3 separate regions of the Homo sapiens genome follow, and regions 2 and 3 are each linked to region 1. The links are chromatin contacts, found by Hi-C or POLR2A ChIA-PET in ENCODE. All regions are on one chromosome and are shown on one strand. Each heading gives the region's core, a stretch centred on a gene start or an enhancer-like site at or near the end of the contact. The rest is flanking DNA. Distances are from core to core; before and after follow the strand shown.

The links. Hi-C counts contacts between places; a loop is a spot of excess contacts on that map. ChIA-PET counts read pairs that join two places held with the same protein, here RNA polymerase II (POLR2A). Pooled maps may share reads with other maps.
Region 2: a pooled map shows a loop between it and region 1 (2.7-fold over the local background). The contact joins the enhancer-like site here to the promoter of RAMP1 in region 1. A Hi-C loop is called at or near these places in 1 of 37 single-sample maps with no recorded cell type and 1 of 50 pooled maps. POLR2A ChIA-PET finds 5 or more read pairs at or near these places in 1 of 52 experiments (activated CD4-positive, alpha-beta T cell).
Region 3: a map of PC-9 shows a loop between it and region 1 (2.4-fold over the local background). The contact joins the promoter of RAB17-DT here to the promoter of RAMP1 in region 1. A Hi-C loop is called at or near these places in 2 of 168 maps with a recorded cell type or tissue (PC-9 and endothelial cell of umbilical vein) and 8 of 50 pooled maps. POLR2A ChIA-PET finds 5 or more read pairs at or near these places in 1 of 52 experiments (activated naive CD4-positive, alpha-beta T cell).

Annotation. Positions count from the first base shown.
Region 1 is chr2:237,857,896-237,861,885 of GRCh38, forward strand. RAMP1 (receptor activity modifying protein 1) reads left to right here and starts at 1,728. Exons shown (of 3, transcript NM_005855.4): 1 at 1,728-1,832. The coding sequence starts at 1,781. RefSeq lists enhancers at 1-328, 329-1,115.
Region 2 is chr2:237,512,606-237,516,595 of GRCh38, forward strand. All of the region lies in intron 4 of MLPH (melanophilin), which reads left to right. Among named protein-coding and RNA genes, the nearest start is that of MIR6811, 3.7 kb to the left of the region's middle. RefSeq lists enhancers at 178-678, 679-1,179. Within about 2 kb of position 2,311, at least 4 of the 41 ENCODE cell types and tissues checked have a DNase peak (open chromatin) inside an H3K27ac peak, as active enhancers do.
Region 3 is chr2:237,589,225-237,592,409 of GRCh38, forward strand. It overlaps RAB17-DT (RAB17 divergent transcript), which reads left to right and starts at 1,936. Exons shown (of 3, transcript NR_187201.1): 1 at 1,936-2,043; 2 at 2,648-2,807. RAB17 (RAB17, member RAS oncogene family) reads right to left here and starts at 1,510. Exons shown (of 6, transcript NM_022449.4): 1 at 1,243-1,510.

The DNA.
Region 1 (3,990 bases), core at 478-2,977:
TGGCCATCGCCTAGTGCAGGATGTACGGTGGCCCTGTCCCAGGGCTGTGCTGGCAGCCACCCTTCCCCACTAGCTGTGCTGCTCTCACATGGCACGGCCTCTGGCTGCCAGGCCTGTGCTCGGGCCTGCATTTCCCTTGTGCCCTTCTCTCCACCCAGCCCTCAGGACTGCCTGGGCTGCATTTTGTCCAGAATCCTTTGTCTCCTTACTTGCACTGCAGCTGAGGCGAGTGTCCCTTGTTCCGGGTGGCTCCTGTATTGTGGCGCTCATGTTATTGAGAGTCTTAGAGGTCACCCCCTAGATTCACCAATTGAAGGGCAGGGCTTGTCGATCTAACAGTGTCTTGCACATAGGGACACAAATGTCTGTTAAATGAAGAAAGTAGGGATGCCAGGCCACCCAATGGGGTGTATCTCCTAGGGTTCAAGAACAAGGGCTAATCAAGTCAAGAGAATGTGTGCCCTCCCCCACCATCTCACCCCTCACTCTCAGAACACTTGGGGCCCCTGCACAGGTGGTAGGCATGCTGGCCCTGAGTGCCCTCCCAGCCTGTGTTAGAAGAACCAGTGGATGACCTCGCTGTCAGCTGTCTCCCCTTCTCTGAGCTTACTGCAGGTGGCAGCAGCCTCTCAGCCACAGACTGTTCCCTTTCCTAGGAGAAAACGATGGTCACTCAGCAATGCTGTGCGCTTGCAGCTTCCACCACAAAAGAGACAGCTGTGGCCGCAGCACCAGGGTGGTGATTCTTCCCCCTCCAAGGGCAGTGGTGCATTCCTTAGCACAAGTATAAATTTACTGTTGCTAAGAGTTCTCGGAACAGGATAATACAAGAAGGAACCACTGCAAGTGAAATCCAGCCACCAGTAATGCCGAGAGGCCAGGCCTGTGCCTCCCAAAACCTGCTCCTCCGCAGGCTTCCCCGGCCCATCTCCAGAGCGCCCTCCTCTCACCACTTTACATAAACGAATGTACCCAAGATCCCCCATCAGTTTTCCATGCAGCTGCCAGAGTGCCACCAAAGCAAACCTCATCTCAAGACTCTGTGGCCAGGCCCTCACAACCTCCTGCCAGGCTCTCGCTACCTACCCATCAACAGCAAGACTCCCAGGCCATCTCAATCCCCCCAAAGAGCCCTGTTCCTCCAGCCCCACGGCTTCTGTTCACCTGCCGTGCTGTCCCCGCCTCTGCCCACCCACTCATCCTGCAGATCTGGAGCAGCATTCCAGGGCCTGGTAAGTGTGCGCCATTTTGGGTTACTACGGGTCTCGCCAGGCGCGGTGGCGAGTTTTGCCCCCCACGCTCCCCAGCGCCTGCACCTGGGCGGAGAGGTAGATAAGGCTGGGAGATCTTAGCCTTTTGCAAGGCAAACACCAGGCAGGAACGCCCAGAACCTCGGAGGAGGAGGAGGGGAAGATCCCCAGGTGGAGACCAAGGTGCCCCTCACGCTGAGTCGTCTAGGAGACCCTCCCTAGTTTAAAAAGTGTTTATTTGCTCGGAGAACATTTCAGGAGGCCTTCCTGGGACCCCAAGTGTGCCGCCCCCCGGGAGGGGCCTGGAGACGCCCGCGCGGCCCCCCTGCAAAGTTTTACCGGCCCTGGGCGCCCCCGGCCCTGGCACCCACGCGGGGAGCCGCAGTGGGCCGGGCCGCGCGGCCGCCGCCTCCCACCGCTCCCGCGCCCGCTCCCGCCCCCGGCGCGTCTCCTCCGGGCCCGCGCCGCGGCGGGCTCAGTCCTCAGCGGGGCGCGTGGCGAGCGGACTCGACTCGGCACCGCTGTGCACCATGGCCCGGGCCCTGTGCCGCCTCCCGCGGCGCGGCCTCTGGCTGCTCCTGGGTGAGTAGGTCCAGGGGTCCCGGCCGAGCTCCCTTCCCCTGGCCAGCCGGTGTCCTCTAGGGGAGAGGAGGGGAGCGGGTGGGAGCGGGTGGGAGCGGGTGGGGGCGGGCGCCGCGGGCGCACAGATCCGCTGCCCTTGAACGCGGGCCGCCCCGGTTCCAGGCGGGAGGCCCCAGGGCACAGGGGAGGCGGAGGGCGCGGACCGGTGTTGCGCTTCTCGCCGGGGAAGGGACGGCTTTGGGGACGTCGGAGAGCGGGCATTCTGGAAAGCGTGGGGTGAGTCAGCCCTGCACACTGGAGAACTAGTTTTCAGAAGGAAAAACAGGACGCGGGGTTCCCCAGCCCCGCACCTCGTTTCTCAGGCTGTGCGCCGCGGTGACTGCCAGCGCAGGCTCCCTTCCCTAGGCCGTCCCGCGTTGCAAAACCTGCAGACGGGCACCTTGCAGAAGACGCAGTGTTCGGGAATCAGAACCACAGCCGGTTTGTATGGAAATTAGTCAACACTGACAATCTGTCGCCTGCAGCAGTTGCTTGTTTGCAAATCACGTCTTTTGCAGAAATGAGGCCAGCCCTTTTCGGGACACTTCCATCGCTTTTTTTCTTTTTTCTTTTGGTTTGCTTGTTAACTTGGCACTTTTGGCTAATAGAAATTTAAAGAAGGACGGGTCCCTTGGTGAAGTGGTGGAACACGTTTGGCTTTCCACTTGGAGGGAGAAGTGGAGATTAGCGGCAGCCTCATGGCCACAGGAACTGGCCACACACTCGGCAAGAAACGGTGCTGTTCACTTCCCTTGTCTGTAATGTGTTCCTAAAATGCTAACTCAAGCCCCTTCTAAACCGCTTTGGCTATTGCATTATTCCGTGTATTTAGCTACCTTTTAACGGAAACTGTGAATAGGTTACTGGCGTGGGAGAACCCAGTGTCCCTGGGAAGGCCGGAGCAGTTGTTTCTGGTATGTGTGGCCTTTCCCCGGAAACAGTGATGTTGGTCAGAGGCACCTGCCGCACAAGACCTCTTTGGCGCTGGCACTGGGCAAGCAGGGACCACCGGCGCTGTTGTAGCTGGGGGAGTGGTTCGTGGCCCAGCGAGGAGAGGGGCCAGGGCTTCTTGGGAGCCATGGATTTCTGTTCCCTATTTGTAAACCTCTCCAAGGGGTGGCAGATCTGCATAGAATCCTCAGAGGCCGATATAATATAATCTGAAAGCGGATCTTGCCACTTTAGAGTTTTGGCTGAAGTTACGTGGAAAGCAGAATCTCGCAGTAATTTTATTCTCTCCATTTGGCTTGACATGGCCTTCACTGTTTTCATTTACTAAGAAACAAACATTTCTTTGTTAGCAAGGCAGAGAGCTGGGTTGTGGAATATTTTTTACATAAATAACCAAATAAATAAACGTTCTTTACTAGTGTCCAGAGGCTGAACCCTCTAAAGCTTGTGTAAATAAAACACTATGTCACGATCACATATAAAGACCTTCCTTGTTTACCGAGAAAACTATTCATGTTCTGCCGAAAGTCCAAAGTCCTGTAATTTTAACGTTATTTTGAGTGGCCTGGCTAATGTTATCTCTTGGAAGAACAAACAAAACTTTATGAGGTTATCAGTAAATTAATGTCATTGGAGCCCAGCTGTAATTAGTAGAATTACTGAGCACAGGCTGTTTCCTTCCCAAGCTGTAGCACTAGCCAGGTCTCCTTGGTGATGAAGATTTTGCTACCAAGAATGGCAATGTGGAATTTTTTTAAGTACTCTAGTTTACAGGTTTAAGAACTTATCTGTGACAATTTTACAATCAAGCTATTTGTCTTAGGTAGTTATTAAGAATCTCATAATCCGGCCAGGCATGGTGACTCACGCCTGTAATCCCAGCACTTTGGGAGGCTGAGGTGGGTGAATCGCCTGAGGTGAGGAATTCAAGACCAGCCTGGCCAACATGGTGAAACCCCGTCTCTACTAAAAATACAAAAAAAATTAGGCAGGCATGGTGGCAGGCACCTATAATCCCGGCTACTTGGGAGGCTGAGGCAGGAGAATCGCTTGAACTCAGAAGGCAGAGGTTGCAGTGAGCTGAGATCATGCCACTGCACTCCAGCCTGGGTGATAAGAGTGAAACTCCGTCTCAAAAAAAAAAAAAACTTAGGATCCATATATAGTT
Region 2 (3,990 bases), core at 1,061-3,560, 340 kb before region 1:
AGCAAATCCCACCTCCCCACACGCACACGGCCAGCCTGGAGCCCACAGAAGGGTCCTCCTGCAGCCAGTGGAGCTTGGTCCAGCCTCCAGTCCACCCCTAACAGGCTTAAGGATAGAAACGACACATAACACCGGGAAAAGCCATGCTGTCAAGCATCTCAGAATCTCAACCCCAGAGGCAGTCTTTAGGGACTGGGGTGGGCTCAGGAAGCTGTATTATTTCAAAGGACGCAGTGTTTCCACAGCTCAGCCCAGAGCTGCTGGAGTTCACACGGCCCACCAGAACCTGCTGACTTCAAAATCATCACCACCAAGGGGCCAGGAGGTGGCGCTGTGGGGCAACAGAAAACAGAAAACAGCTGCTCCTTGAACTTGGATTCCCAGCAGCTCCCCCAAGCGCCCACAGGGGCTGCATTCCTCCCTGCTGGACACCTGTAACTACAACATTAAAACAGGGCGCAAGCAAGGAACACAAACACTGGGAAAGCTGTGCCTTTAAAAAAAAAAAAAAAAAGGAGGGTAAAAAAGCTTAAGGTTAATGTTTTGAAACCTGACCCAGCCAGGGCCTAATGCAGACCTTGTCCAGCTAGTAAGTGGGCCTCTGGGGGTCTTCATTGAGTGAACCTTCAGAGTGCTGGTGTTTCACCAAGGCCTTCCATAGAGGACGCGGCAGGCTCTGCAGGAAGCAGCTTCGATGGCCGATGGCCAAGAAAGGAAGGGAAAACCCCTGGACTGGTCGCTGGGCACCCAGTCCCCCTACCCCCGTGCCTTCCCTTCCAGTGCCTTTCCCTCTTTCCCTCGGTGGTAGCTTTGCCTGACAGTGCAGACCTCGCCTGACGTCAACACTAGGTTCTTTATGCTCATGTGGTTTTATTTTTGTTTTCTCCTATCAAGAGTGGTCAGAAAATCTCTGTTCCATGTCAGGAACAAGGAAAATCTTTTGGAATTTTTTTGGTTTTTTTCTTTTTTTTAGCATGACTTGATCAGATAGGTAGGATAATGTTGCCCCCTTGGCCCAAGTGCAGAGTGACAAAAGGGACCAACACTAAAAGGATCCCTGAGATCCTGGGATACTTCCTCTTCATGTTCATTGTGGGGGCCGGGGACATCACCCTGACAGGTGGGTCCCCAGGCCCCAGAAAGCTCATTTCCGCATCCCTGGGTGCAGGGGGAGTTCACGGGGTCTCTGCCTGTTGGTTTGGGATGCGTCTCCTCAAGGCACTCACTGTCCAGAGAGAACAAAAATAAAACCAGGTCTGCTCTCTGGCTCTGTCATCTGGGCACGTTCGGAGCCAAAAGCCTTGACCTTCTGAAAGTTCACTGAAAAATCATCTCGTAAAAGGCAGATTCATTGGACAAAAGATTTAGAAATGTGTTTACCGTGTATACATGGGAGCCTTCAGAATACAGACCCACAGATGCAGGGAAATTGTCCATTTTTATGCTTAGGTTCAAGAAAGGGTGGACTGCGTGTGGAAAGAAGATTATATAACAAGGCCGGACCTGCTGCTAATAGGCTGAGTGGGGAACCTAGCAAGGTCTGTCTGCCTGGATTCTTCTTGGCCTTTCCTCCTCCGAGAATGGGGCGGGATGCTCTCTGGAGTGAGGGTCTTATGACCTAAAGTCAAACAAGGAAGGTCAGATAATTTCTTTTTTTATTTTTAATGTTTTTTTTTAGAGATGGGTTCTCACTATGTTGCCCAGGCTGGTTTTGAACTCCTGGGCTCAAGCAGTCCTCCCACTTGGGCCTCTCAAAGTGCTGGGATTACAAGCATAAACCGTGCATGCCCAGCCAGATAATTTCTTTATGGCTAGTTTTTACACAGAAAAGTAGAGGGAAAGAGTGATATTTGTATGTTTTATGGCTGGCTTTGGGAGAAAGGGATACTGGTTTCTATGTCCTGCCTTGGGGAAGAGGGATTCTAGTTTCTGTGGCTGGCCTTGGGGAAGAATGGGCCTGAGAGACAAGAGGGCAGGAGAAGGTCAGAGAGAAACTTTGCTTCTGAGGCTGCTGCTGAGGCCCTCATTTGGGGCATTGTTTTCTGAGCCCCAGCAGCATTGCCAGCCAGGCAGGCATCCGCTGAGTGTGTAAAAATAGACCTGTCAGAGCTCAGACACGGGCACCTGCAGGCCCCTTTAAAACCCTTGACAGCTTTTATCTTTAAGAGAAAGATTTAAGTAAAAAATGTACCATGCTGCCTCCCCCATCTTTCCTTCCACTGGGGAAACTGAGGCCCTCTGAGCCCAGGCAGGCAGCCGGTCCCCTTGACTCACCCCAGCATCTTCCCAGACATTCCTAAACAGGCAGCAAAGCAGTGAATGGCAGTGGCAGCTTCAGGCAGGACAGGCAGTAACAGCGTGTGCTTGTCACCTGATCTCAGCTGTTTGTTATAAAGTCCGTCGTTCAGATTTCCAGTTTTGCCAACTGGTTGACTATTTCTATCTCTGTATTATAAATGGAAAACTGTACAATGAGACTTAATTTTCCAACCCATGTAAAAGATCACTGCTGGCTCAGGACAGAGCCTGAGAACCCAGAGCTTCCCAAGGCCCAGTCGATGGTAGAATTGTAAGCTGGTGTGGACATCACGGAGGAGGGTGTACGGCACTCGGGGGCGGATGAAAGGAGGTGCACAGTGAGGTCTCCATCTCGCAGGAGGCTTTGGAAGATGCGTCGGTGATTGATTGAGTACATCCGCCGAATGCTCGCCAGGTGCCGGGTCCTGGGCTGTCCTGAGGGTAGTGCTGTGGAAGAGCCAGGCCCTGCTGTCCCCACTTGGGGACAGTCAGCACAGCCAGTCCAGTGAATAGGGACACTTGTGCCTCTGGGAGTGAAAACCACAAGGGAGGAGTTTCCTGCAGAGGGGCCCCAGGCCCGAGAGATGAGGATAGGATCCCCACGGGGATCACAGGTGGGCCAGTCAGGGAAATGTCTAAAACAGAAACCACGCGGTCGTTTCACATAAGGAACTGGTTGAAATGCTGTTAACTGAGAATGGGAAAAGGAGATACTGAGGTATCAGAGGTCATAACTGCAGGAGTGCCTGCATCCCCCACAACTACCAGGGGTGCAAGCAAAGGGCAGAGGCTGGGATTAATAGAAACAGGCAGCTCCAAGGAGGCCACCCAGGGGTGGGACCCAGCCCTCCAAGGCAGGGGTGCTGCCCACTGGTGCCCATGTCTCAGGGGCCGTGATGAAGCTGGACCAGCTGTCAGGGTCAAGGGCTTGGTGCTGGAAGCCACAGGAAGGGGAACATTCCTTCTCCTTCCTTTTCCCACTCTCACTCACTGCGAGCCGAGCCCTCACAGAGGAGCAGGCAAGGCAGAGGTGTGGTGTGCAGGGCCAGCTCCCACATCACAGAGCAGAGAGTGAAGGTGGCTCTGAGGCCACCCTGGGCCCTGCACCCGCAGTCCTGCTTCCCTTTGCAGTTGACAATGCACACTCCAATGCACCAATGCCTGCTTGTTCACACCTGTGACCCGTGAGGCACAGAGAGCAAGGGGCAGGTCCCAGGGCAAGGGTGTCCAGGGGCAGCAAGGCCTGGCTGGGCCCAGAGGATCTGACCTCCACAGTGCCAGCTGTGCCCTCAGCCCCTGGAGTAGAAAGGTGGATGGTCCACGGGGCCTGCTGGCTCTAAACCCTGGGGTCCCTTTCCTAAATCACTTGCCACAGCCACAGCACCGGCCAAGCCAAGGTCAGTAGGAGAAAGGAGGGAGAGACGGTGGGGCTGTGCTAGGGAGGCCAGGCCCAGGAGGTCAGTGTGAGGAAGGAGCCCTGGGGGGCAGAGAAAGGAGAGGGGGCATGAGGGCTGGGCCTCACCTCCCTTCCTGTAGTGATGAGGTCAGGCCTGCTGACCAGCAAATGCTATGAGCCTGCAGGTGAAACCATGTGTTTGGGAGAACATGACTTAGCTCTAGGCCTCATTCACACTCCACAGCTCCAGGGTCTTCCTACTGCCCAATAAGCACAATCCTGCAGACATGGTCAGA
Region 3 (3,185 bases), core at 686-3,185, 270 kb before region 1:
AAAAAGGTTATTTTACTATAAACATACAAGTGTCAATATAAAAGAAGCAGCTACCCATAACTCCACCCCCGTAATACAACCACAAATGGTATTTTTGCCTACTTCTAGTTTTTTTCTATGACTCCTAAAAACAAACCAAAACCCATAGTTTTAACATAAAATTATTATCCGATGGGTAAGAAATACTTAATACCAAAGGCAGTCTCACACATTGCTTCAAAATCATGTTTAATGGACATATAACATTTCTACAACTATCTCAACTTGCTGAACCATTTTCCTAATACTGGATTTTTACTTAGTTTTAATTTTTTCTCTGTAATAAGACTGCAGTAAACATTTTCTTATATAACTTTTTGTGTGATTGAGTGTTGTAAGCTTTCAATAATGAGAGGTTGGAGCCTTCTGTCCAAAGAGAAAATTAAAAGTGTGGCACCTGACCCCCACCTCCAGAATTTAATCAAGATGGGGTTATTAGTAGTGAAAGATGTTATTAGGTTGTTGAAGACAAAGATGTTTTCAGGAACACCATATTCAAGACTGGCGCTTCTCTAGTAATCTTAACTTGGGGCTTTTTAATCTCTTGCACCTCCCTTCCACTAAAGGGAAAAAAAACGGAGAGCAAATCCCACATTAGTCTTTTTTGCGGGGAAGGGGCCATTCCAGGGAAGGGTCTGATTGATGAGTCTATCGGCAACTGTGATCCTGTGTCACCCTTGCCTGGGGCCTGTGAAGAATATTGAGATTACGAGAGGTACACCTGTACATTGCATTCAGAATACAGCCATCTGATACAGAAAACACAATGTAGATTGTAAAAAGGAGTTTACAAGAAAACCTGACAAGCTTCCTAGATATCACTGGGTATTAAATTGGGAATGTTGATGTCATTTGAAATGGATTTCTTTAAGAGTTCTTCTCATTACCAGAAGTTTTTTGTGTTTTTTTTTTTCAAGACCTTAAAACCGGAACTTTCCCGAAGAAAAATGCAAATAAGAATCTCCTTCTGGGAATCCGACTTAGTGAGCCATCAGAAATCTGAACTAGGAAGTCTCCGCCCCAGCTTTGTCCTTTGATTATACACACATGGGCACATGCACAGACACAAACAAATACAGACATGGGTACAAACACGTGAGCACACACACAGACACACAGAGACTCACACACAGAGAAGCAGAGACACACACACACACAGGCAGACACTCCACAAAGGGCACAGAGGTTTAAACAATGACTCACCTGTTCCCCAGGCCCGGTCACTTGCAGGGAGCTGAAGAGCCTGTCATCACCAGTCCACAGCGTTGCTACCTGTCTCCGCTTTCTCCTCTCTCTGGTCCAGGGGAAGGTTTGCTTCCCTCCACAGGCAGGACAGGACAGGAGGAGCCTCTACTCCAATGGAAAACAGCCGCAGAGCAGAGGTCAAGAGCAGCAGCCTCGGACCAGAGCAATGCCCACTGGACCCCAGCGCCAAGGTCAGGCCTCTTCTCCTCCCAGAAGGTTTCAGGGCAAAGTCCACAGTGGTCATGTGGTCACCTGAGGCAGGGCAGGAGGCTGGACCTCAAAGCAGGTGACCCGGGAGCACCTGCGCGCTGCCGGAAGTCAAGTCACATTCCAGTCCTGCATTTCCTGGCACCCAACTGGAGCCCGTTTTTCAGCTTTATTCCGGGGTTTCACTTCCAGGATCTCACTTTGGCACAGAATGTTTTTCTTGGCTCCTTCCTTGGAGCTGTATGGAATCTTTGTTGCACTTGAAAAACCAACAGCCCAGAAGAGAAAAGAATATTCCGGTCAGATGAATTAATTCCTCCCACTGTCAGCTAGAAGCCATCCCTGGCTGAGCCCTGCACTGGCCAGAGGCAACTGAGTGTGAGCCAGTCCAGGGTCAGATCCTGGGCTGATGCCACCTGAGGGCGGGGTGGGGGCGTGGCCTCCGTGCACATGGGAGACTCCAGGTGCAGGAGAGGGGGAGGTGGACTTCCTCTTGGTCTTCCCAAGCCATGAAACTTCCTGGCTTGGTGGTAACAGAAGAGTCTCCTCCAGGTAAGATTTCCAGAGCCTCTGAGTATGGCTGGGGTAGCAGGGTTGGGCCTGAGGCTGAGGAGATGGAAATCTGTTGCCGTGAACATTACTCCACACAGCCAGTATACGGGAAGCCAGCTCACTTTATGTCCTCCAAACTCACCCTAACTTCTCGTTTGGGTCTCATCCCGCGGGGCTGCTGGGAAATAAGCTCCGCCACCACAGTGGTTCCTCCGCCCTGTGGGAGTGGGGGGCTCTTATGCTGGAGGGGGGACACTGGCCTGGACTTCTGCTGAGGCTCTGCCCCTCATCCCTGCAGGACGGACTAGCCAGTCCTAACACAGGACTAGCGTTGCTCTACCACGTCCAAGCCTCCTCTGAGATTCTTCCTCCATGCAACCACTTCCCCTGGGGCGTGGCCACCTCCCTGGAAGCCGCCAGCATGCTCGGCTGGGCCCCCGCACTCTGGAGGCTTGAGAATCTCTCTATTTTTGAATGACGTCCTTATCCTCTGCCCCCAGGCTGGTAACCAAAGGTCTGGGGGTGGTGACGTGCTGGGAATGGTGTAACTCGTGAGATGGAGGCTGAATGTGGAAATACATGAATGTGCTTCTCTTCTCTCCAGTTCCCTTGAAGAATCCACCTTCCTGCAGGGTTGGGGGAGCGCAGAATGGGAGGAAGATACAAATACCAATTTTATAGCAAGAATGCAAAAAGAGGCCAGCGCGGTGGCTCGAGCCTGGAATCCCAGCACTTTGGAAGGCGAGCTGGGCGGATCACTTGAGGTCAGGAGTTCGAGACCAGCCTGACCAACATGGAGAAACCTCATCTCTATGAAAAATACAAAAAAAAAAATTAGCCAGGTGTGGTGGCATGCACCTATAATCCTAGCTGAGGCAGGAGAATTGCTTGAACCTGGGAGGCAGAGGTTGCAGTGAGCTGAGATCATGCCACTGCATGCCAGCCTGGGCAACAGAGTGAAACTATCTCAAAAAGTAAAAAAAAAAAAAAAAAAAAATTAAAAAGACAAAATGGTTAAGAACCAGCTTTTTACACCCAAAATGGGAGGTTTGTACCTACAGTCAGACAACAGGTTTGAAAGCCAGGCCTTGTGTGGAGAAGGGAGTTTTGGAATCAGCTAAGCTCAACTGTGATTATGTCAC